Regions from separate parts of the Homo sapiens genome. Here region 1 is linked to region 2. Evidence: read pairs that join two places in POLR2A ChIA-PET (ENCODE). Cell type or tissue: PC-3. All regions are shown on one strand. Each heading gives the region's core, and the rest is flanking DNA. Links, peaks and the distances in the headings are about the cores only. Region 1 has its middle 37 kb from the start of KLF5. Region 2 has its middle 240 kb from the start of KLF5.

Region 1 (4,398 bases), core at 265-4,264, 200 kb after region 2:
GTATTTTTAGTAGAGACAGGGTTTCACCATGTTGGCCAGGCTGGTCTCAAACTCCTGACCTCAAGTGATCCACCCGCCTCAGCCTCCCAAAGTGTTGGGATTACAGTCATGAGCTACCGCACCCAGCCGATAGCCATTTCTTCATAACATCTGGTTCAAGTTCAGATATTACCAGAAAGTTGATTATTTTCTGTTTTTTGTTGTTGTTGCTGTTGTTTTTTTTGTTTGTTTGTTTTACTAGCAATGCTCTATTTAACATTTAAAAAGTTTAAAATAGGCCAGGCACAGTGGCTCACACCTGTAATCTCACCATTTGGGAGGCCAAGGCTGGAGGATCACTTGAGGTCAGGAGTTGGAGACCAGCCTGGCCAACATGATGAAACCCCATCTCTACTAAAAATACAAAAATTAGCCGGGCATGGTGGCACGCACTTGTAATCCCAGCTACTGGGGTGGCTGAGGCAGGAGAATCACTTGAACCTGGGAGGCGGAGGTTGTGGTGAGTCGAATCGAGCCACCATACTCCAGCCTGAGCAACAGGGAGAGACTCTGGCTGAAACAAACAAACAAAAAAGTTTAAAACGATTCTAAAAACAACTGGATATAGTCTTTCTGTTTAGCTCATGTATTTTATTTTGTATTTATTTTGTATTTATTTTGTTTTTTAGAGACAGGGTCTCACTCTGTTGCACAGGCTGGAGTGCAGTGGCCTGATCATAGATCATAATTCATTGCAGCCTCAAATTTCTGGGCCCACCTCAAACCTCCTGAGGTGGATTTGCCACCATGCCACGCTAATTTTTTTAGTTTTTGTAGAGACAGGGTCTCATTATGTTACTTAGGCTGATCTCAAACTCTTGGGCTCAAAGGATCCTTCTGGCTCAGCACCCCAAACTGCTGGGATTACAGGCATGAGCCACCTGTGCCTGGCTAGCTTGCATATTTTAATGTTGCCGTTATATCCAATACTGTAAATAAATTCTAAGGGCTCCACAAACCCTTGGGGCTGGTGTGTTTGCACATATTCTTACCTTACTCCTGGAGTCTGCCTCTATTGTTAGACTTATCACTCTCTATTGTCATGGGTATTTGTCTATCCCACTAGATTGAGAGCTCCTTGAGGGCAAGACCTGTGGTTAGCATCAGATCAGGTTCTAAGGAGATAATTCGCAGGTGTTTGGGGAGTAAGTAAGTGAATTCCTTTGTGTTTGAGTGCACTGGAAGATTGTTCTCACCCACATTCCTCTTCCACTCCCTCTTTGCTCTCCATATACCATCTGATCTCCCTTCATTTTCCTGTGCGCAGCCCCCTGCTTCTCTCCCAGCGTAGGCCTACTCCTGACTTTCTGATCTCTCCGCTCGCAGTGCTGGAGACTTCAGGCTGGAAGCCTCAGGGAAGGCCTGCCCTGGGTGGCTCACCACAATTATGTGAGTTGCTAATCTTGATGTCATTGCTTGTCCTTTGGATATCTAAGGTGTCCCACTAAATAAGATCACTAAGTGACCTTTAAGATTCCTAACAATTCCAGGATTGTAAGATAAAAGAATTCAGGTCTATTCATTTTCATAGAAATTCCTGCTTCTGATACCAATGAAGTAGCAAGTCCTTGTCCTTTAGAGTCAGTCTACAAGTCAACCGTGGAAGGCAGGGAGGAAAATGTAGGCTCTAAAGAGAAGAGTAAAAATACATAGACAACATGGACGGATAGTCAGACTCACTCCCAATCTCTGCCAAAATTTGAACTCATCCTTCTCCCTTGTCCCTTTGCCGACCCTGGAAGGAATTTACACTAAATGTTTGGACTATCTGCCCAGGTATCAGAATTGCCTGGAACACTTGTTAAAATTCAAATTCCTGAGGCTCCTGCTGTACTCTTTGGAGGCTGGGGGCAGCACACCCCAAATTCTGAGTCACCGAGGCTGGAATGGTGCCAGGAATGCAGATGTTTAACTAGTTCCTCCAATGATGACACCTGGCCAGATTTAGAAACCAGGGACCTAGGGCAAGACTCACTAAAAAAATGCCAAGACCTTACCTCCTCCAAGGCTCCTGCAATCTGCCAGTAAGTAGATTTTGAGTAACTGAGGAGCTTTAACACTTGGCTATTAGATTAAAGTGGGTTTTGGTAGAGTGGTCAGAAACAAATAGGAGACGGCAAAGAGTTGAACTCAGCTGGGAAAAATCTAATGAGCTTTTTTGTTGTTGTTTTAAAGAATATACAATATGGCCAGGTGTGGTGGCTCACCCCTGTAATCCCAGCACTTTGGGAGGCTGAGGCAGATGGATCACCTAAGGTCAGGAGTTTGAGACCAGCCTGACCAGTATGGTGAAACCCTGTCTCTACTAAAAATACAAAAGTTAGCTGGGAGTTGTGGCAGGCTTCTGTAGTCCCAGCTACTAGGGAGGCTGAGACAGGAGAATTGTTGAACCCGGGAGGCAGAGGTTGCAGTGAGCTGAGATCACACCACTGCACTCCAGCCTGGGCGACTGAGTGAGACTCCATCTCAAAAAGAAAAACAACAACAACAACAAAAAATTAGCCAAGTGTGGTGGTGCATGCCTGTAATCCCAGCTACATGGGAGGCTAAGGCAGGAGAATCACTTGAACCTGGAGGCAGAGGTTCCAGTGAGCTGAGATCATGCCACTGTACTCCAACCTGGGTGATGAGTGAAACTCTGTCTCAAAAAATATATAAAAATTAAAAAATAAAAAATATATATACAATATGATTTGGTGACACAAAGAGGCCTCCACAGGCTGGAGAAAGGACCCCATCCAAGCGTAAGCATCAGAAAAGCAGGTTGTGTTTGTCTGAATGAAGAGGATGAGAGGGGTTTAAGAACATGGGAGCAATTACAGCACAGCCATGAAATCAAACATGAAAAAATTGGAAGGCATTTTTTCAACAAAAATCTAATAAGCACCCATCTGCCACGTTCTAAGGTGCTAAGCTTAGGTGCTCAGGGCTCAAGGCCCTCCACGCATGGTCCTTGCCTTAAAGAAACATAACCCAGTGAAAACCTCTGATATCAGCCAAAAGCAATTAAAGCACTTAAGGCCAACTTCATTTTACAGAAGAACATCAGGAATGGAGCATCTAGGAATTTCTCATTTAAGCTCCAGGATTCTGATTCCCCGACGGGGAGATGAAGTAGTTGCTTTGGCCGGGCACGGTGGCTCACGCCTGTAATCCCAGCACTTTGGGAGGCCAAGGCAGGCGGATCATGAGGTCAGGAGATGGAGACCACCCTGGCTAACACGGTGAAACCCTGTCTCTATTAAAAATACAAAAAATTAGCCGGGCGAGGTGGCGGGCCCCTGTAGTCCCAGCTACGCGGGAGGCTGAGGCAGGAGAATGGCGTGAACCCCGGGGGGCAGAGCCTCCAGTGAGCCAAGATTGTGCCACTGTACTCCAGCCTTGGTGACAGCGAGACTCTGTCTCAAAAAAAAAAAAAAAAAAAAAGAAAAGGTAAGCTAAATGAAAAGTTCAGACTGGGTAGAATGGCTCACACTTGTAATCTCAGCCCTTTGGAAGGCCCAGGTGGGAGGATCACTTGAGCCCAGGAGTTCAACACCAGCCTGGGCAACTTAGTGAAAACCTGTTTGTACAAAAAAAAAAAAAAATAGTTGATTTTAAATTTAAAAATGTTATCCACTGTCTTGTCCTTTAAATAAATAAATAAATAAATAAATAATATAAAAATTTTAGCTGGACATCATGGCCATGTTGATAGTCCTAGCTGCTCAGGAGGCTGAGCTGGGAGGATCCCTTGACCCCAGGAAGTCAAGGCTCTAGTGACCCGAGTACACCACTGCACTCCAGCCTGGGTGACAGAAGGAGACCCTGTTTCAAAAAGAAAAGAAAAGTTCACTTAGTTTCTCTTGGTCAAAGAGGTAAAGGGAAATGTTTTTTTCACGATGCGTCAATTCATGTCTTTTTTTCTTTTTTGAGATGGAGTCTCGCTCTGTTGCCCAGGCTGGATACAGTGGTGCAATCTCAGCTCACTGCAACCTCCACCTCCCGGGTTCAAACTATTCTCCTGCCTCAGCCTCCTAGGTAGCTGGGATTACAGGTGCCCACCACCACGCCCAGCTTTTTTTTTTTTTTTTTTTTTTTTTGTATTTTTAGCAGAGACGGGGTTTCACCATGTTGGTCAGGCAGGTCTTGAACTCCTGACCTCAGGATCCACCCACCTCAGCCTCCCAAAGTGCTGGGATTACAGACGTGAGCCACGTCGCCCGGCCCAATTCATGTCTTTATCACCTTTCCCCCTTTTATTTTTTTTCCTTTTGGTGGAGATGGTTTCCTCTTGTTGCTCCAGTCGATCTCAAGGGATCCGCCAGCTTGGGCCTCCCAAAATGCCAAGGGATCAGCCAACCAGCCTGGGCCTCTCAC
Region 2 (4,398 bases), core at 319-4,318:
ACATAAAGGAATGGAAACAGAGTAGTCCTATCTTAAAGCATCTAAATAGCATAGATCTATTTATTTATTTTATTGTTTGATACAGCCCTTTCTAATTTTCAATAAACTCTTTTGGTAACAATGAACTAAATAATGAAAATGCCATGTTCAATGAAAAATTAAGTTCTGAATTTTCATTTCTCAGAAAACACTTAGTGAAGAATGTTTGTTGACATTAACACAGAATGCAAATTTCACAAAAGGTTTGTTGTCATTAACGTCTATCATGGGGGCCCAAAACAGAAGACACATAAGTAAAAAAAAATCAGCATCCATTGCAAGAGTTAAATACTGAGTTTTAAAAGACTATGCCCAAAAACAATTTTACCTCTGTAGCTACAGAAGATGCATTTGCATATCATTCTATGAGGCACGACTTTTCATTTTGATCAAATGTTCTTATAAATACATTTTGCCCATTTTCATTCCAAGTTTTCTTTTACATTTGTGAAAAGTGAAGTGATACTAATAATGTGTTGATTTCATTAGCAAAAGAGTTTTGCAAACATTAAAATGGTGCTCGTTTTATATCAGTACTATTAGATACTCCAAATTAAAAAGTCAAATAAGTTAGGGCTGAGCGTGGTGGCTCACGCCTATAATCCCAGCACTTTGGGAGACCAAGGCAGGTGGATTGCTTGAAGCTGGTATTTCTAGACTAGCCTGACCAACATGGCGAAACCACTTCCCTACTAAAAATATTTAAAAAAAAATTAGCTGGGCATGGTGGTGCATGCCTGTAACCCCAGCTACTCAGGAAGCTGAGGCACAAAATTCACTTGAACCAGGGAGGTGGAGGTTGCGGTAAGCTGAGATCATGCCAATGTACTCTAGCCTGGGTGACAGAAGGAAACTCTGTCTCAAAAAAAAAAAAAAAAGTTAATTCCATTAATGGTTTAGTTATTTAGTTCATTCTATGGAATATAGTGACATTGTTAGAGGGTCATTCTGTAAAGGATGAAATACTTGACATCATTGTGAGTATTATTGCAAATTCGGTTAAAGTTCAAATTAAAAATCAAATCATTTGTTTTCGTGATTATAATACAGAAACAAATTTTGGTGGAGCATAGTGTCATGATTAAAAAGTGTGTTCTATGGCTGGGCGTGGTGGCTCATGCCTGTAATCCCAACACTTTGGGAGGCTGAGGCGAGTGGATCACTTGAGGTCAGGAGTTCAAGACCAGCCTGGCCAACATAGTGAAACCCTGTCTCTACTAAAAATACAAAAATTAGCCGGGCATGGTGGTGCACGCCTGTAATCCCAGCTACTCAGGAGACTGAGGCAAGAGAATCACTTGAACCTGGGAAGCAGAGGCTCCAGTGAGCCGAGATCACGCCACCGCCCTCCAGCCTGGGTGACAGAGCCTGACAGAGCCAGACTCCGTCAAAAAAAAAAAAAAAAAAATAGAGAGAAAGAGACTACTGTCACTCTTTTGAGCAGCAAAATTGCATACAAAAGTGTGTAATAGTATACTGATCATAATGGAAACATTTTCATATTTACTGAAAGTAACTGGACTACTAAATAATTAAATATCAAAAGTATTTCAGCATAGAAGTAAATTATTTCTTTACTGCCTGACATAAACGAGTTTAGAAGTATCTTCTTGAAATATTACTTTGTAAATCAAAGTGTTCTACAATGGTATTGTGCTTATTGTAAATGAACCCTTTAAATTTTGGTTGTATTTTGTTTGAAATCAGCAGAAAGTCTTTAAACAAAACAGTCAATCAGTGAAGAACCAAAAAATCTTCAAATTTTTAGGCTTTTCACAAATTTCAAAATTGAAATAAAGCTTATGAATATGAAGGCATTGAAATTGATACCTACAAAAGCAAGGAGAAAATGAATATATTCAGTGATTACCCCATTTTTTATACAAGATCTGATTGTGAAATTTTGTAATTGTGTTCTAGACTGCCTTACCTTTCTGGAGCATATTTTCATAGAGCTTCTTTTTTATTGAATAAACTTATATTTTATACAAGGTAAAAAGAAATTGAAAAGGCCTATGCTTTTATGGCATAAAATTTGTACAACAATCAAGAGAATTATAAACTGAGATGGACATATTAGAGAATTTTGCCATAAAATTATTTGAAAAGAAAGCTAATTTGAATGGAGGGCAAAAGACAATAAACATAAACAAAATTAAGCTCAAATATTTGAGCTCAAATATTTAAAAATGAGACTTGGGATGTCCTCAATTAACAGAGTTTGCTTTGAGCTTACCAGGTATCACAGCACCAGTAAAGAGAGTATATTCTGGGCCAGGCATGGTGGCTTACACCTGTAATCCCAGCACTTTGGGAGGCCAATGTAGGAGGATCACTTGAGACCAGGAGTTTGAGACCAGCCTGGGCAACATAGCAAGACCCCTACAAAAGATCTCTACAAAAAAAAATTTTTTTTAATCATAAAATATATATGTATGGTAGGCACGCCTATAATCACAGCACTTTGGGAGGCCAAGGCAGGAGAATCACGTGAGCTCAGAAGTTCAAAAATAGTCTGGGAAACATAGTGAGACCTAGTCTCTACAAAATATTTAAGAAATTAGCCAGGCATGGTGGCACGTGCCTGTAGTCCTAGCTACTCAGGAGGCTGAGGTGGGACTATCGCTTGAGCCCCAGACGTGGAGGCTGCAGTGAGCCATGATAGCACCACTACACTCCAGCCTGGGTGACGGAGTGAGACCCTGCATAAAAAAAAAAATTTTAAATTAATAGAAAAAACAAAGAGAAGCTTTTGTTATATCATTGGTGAGCACTTACATTAAATCACATCTGCTCTGTACACTCCAAAAGAGTGGATTTGTCAGATAGAAAAACACAAAACTCTGGGAGGCTGGAGTGGTTGTTATTATCTGCTAAGTAGCCCAAAGCACCTCATATTTTTTATCTAACTTTCAACATTAAATTCCATAAGAGTTACAGGTGGAAATGGGAAATATTTTCATTACCATCACATAATTTTATAAGTAAGGAGCTTTATATTTTATAAGTCAGGAGTTTTCTGTTTTGTTTTGTTTTTGAGACAGTGTCTTGCTCTGTTGCCCAGGCAGACACTGTACTGTCGCCAGTACAGTGGTGCAATCATGGCTCACTGCAGCCTTGATCTCCTGGACTCAAGCAACCCCACCCCACCTCAGCCTCCCAAAGTGCTAGGATTACAGGCATGAGCCACCATGCCCAGCCAGCTCAGTAGTTTTCAAAGCTCAATGTACAGGTCATAAATCTGTTTAAAATGCAGATTGCTACATTCTACTCACAGATAGTCTGATTCAATAGATCAGCATGGAGCCTGGGAATCTGCTTTCTTAAGTCAATGGCAAGTGCTTTATGGCAGGTGGTCATTAAACCGACTTTGAGGAATCATGAGAGCGGCATCACAAAGGCAAAGGGGTACAGCATGGGGAGTCTGGAGATGCCAAAGTCAACCTCCACTGACCTCCCGGCGGTACCAAGGGCTGGTGGGGAGGCGTAATGACTGTGGGTAAAGTGATTTCATATCTTTGGGTGGAAAATCATCTGAGCATGCCAAATATCAATATTGTGTTTCATTTGAGATTCTCTGTTCGCTTTCTCCTGCCACACCTTTCAAACTGTGGTGACGGGAACAATAACAAGCCTGTGTTATTTGGCTTCATCAGAGCTATTTCTTATATATCTCCTTAAAATCGTGTGTTCATTGTTAGACACATTTAAATTTATAAACATGATGTGATTGGGAAAAAATGGTAGATATTTACTCTTTGACTTTTCTCCATGATTGTCCTTTTTCTTTCTTTCTTTTTTTGATCTCAAGAATATGCACATTTCTGCTAAGTAGCCTAAAGTGCCTCACATTTTTATCTAACTTTCAATATTAAATTCCATAAGAGTTACAGGTGGAAATGGGAAATATCTTCATTACCATCACATAATTTTATAAGTAAGCAACATGGATCAGAGTAAAAAGGGAAAAATTAATCACAGCAAAAAAATGTAAGCTGGTCTTTATTTATCAAAGAGAAGTGTTGAAGTAAGGTGGGAGGGGAACTACGGTCAGCCCTTCTATCCATGGTTTCCCCATCCATGGATTCAGACAACCATGGACTGAAAGTATTTGGTAGAAGGGGGATTATTCCACAAAGTTCCAGAAAGCAAAACTTGAATTTGCCATGCACTAAGTACTACACTGAATCCACATGAATGAAATGATATGTAGGCATTTGTATTAGGTATGTTAAGTAACCTGGAGATTATTTAAAGTATATAGGAGATAGGCTGAGCACAATGGTTCACACCTGTTATCCCAGTATTTTGAAAGGCTGAAGTCAGAACACCTCTTGAAGCCAGGGGTTCAAAACTAGC

The links. ChIA-PET counts read pairs that join two places held together with the same protein. Peaks named below come from ENCODE experiments on the same cell type or tissue, not always from the same donor. Only the 100,000 strongest peaks of a DNase experiment are listed, where the experiment ranks them.
Region 1: POLR2A ChIA-PET joins it to region 2 with 5 read pairs; 2 of 35 experiments call an interaction of 5 or more read pairs at or near these places.

Annotation. Positions count from the first base shown.
Region 1 is chr13:73,093,909-73,098,306 of GRCh38, reverse strand. No RefSeq gene overlaps it. Among named protein-coding and RNA genes, the nearest start is that of KLF5, 37 kb to the right of the region's middle. In PC-3, for the core only: no CTCF peak of the experiment used is centred there; a DNase peak (open chromatin) is centred at 1,926; H3K27ac peaks cover 1,068 bases.
Region 2 is chr13:73,293,090-73,297,487 of GRCh38, reverse strand. No RefSeq gene overlaps it. Among named protein-coding and RNA genes, the nearest start is that of KLF5, 240 kb to the right of the region's middle. In PC-3, for the core only: no CTCF peak of the experiment used is centred there; no DNase peak of the experiment used is centred there.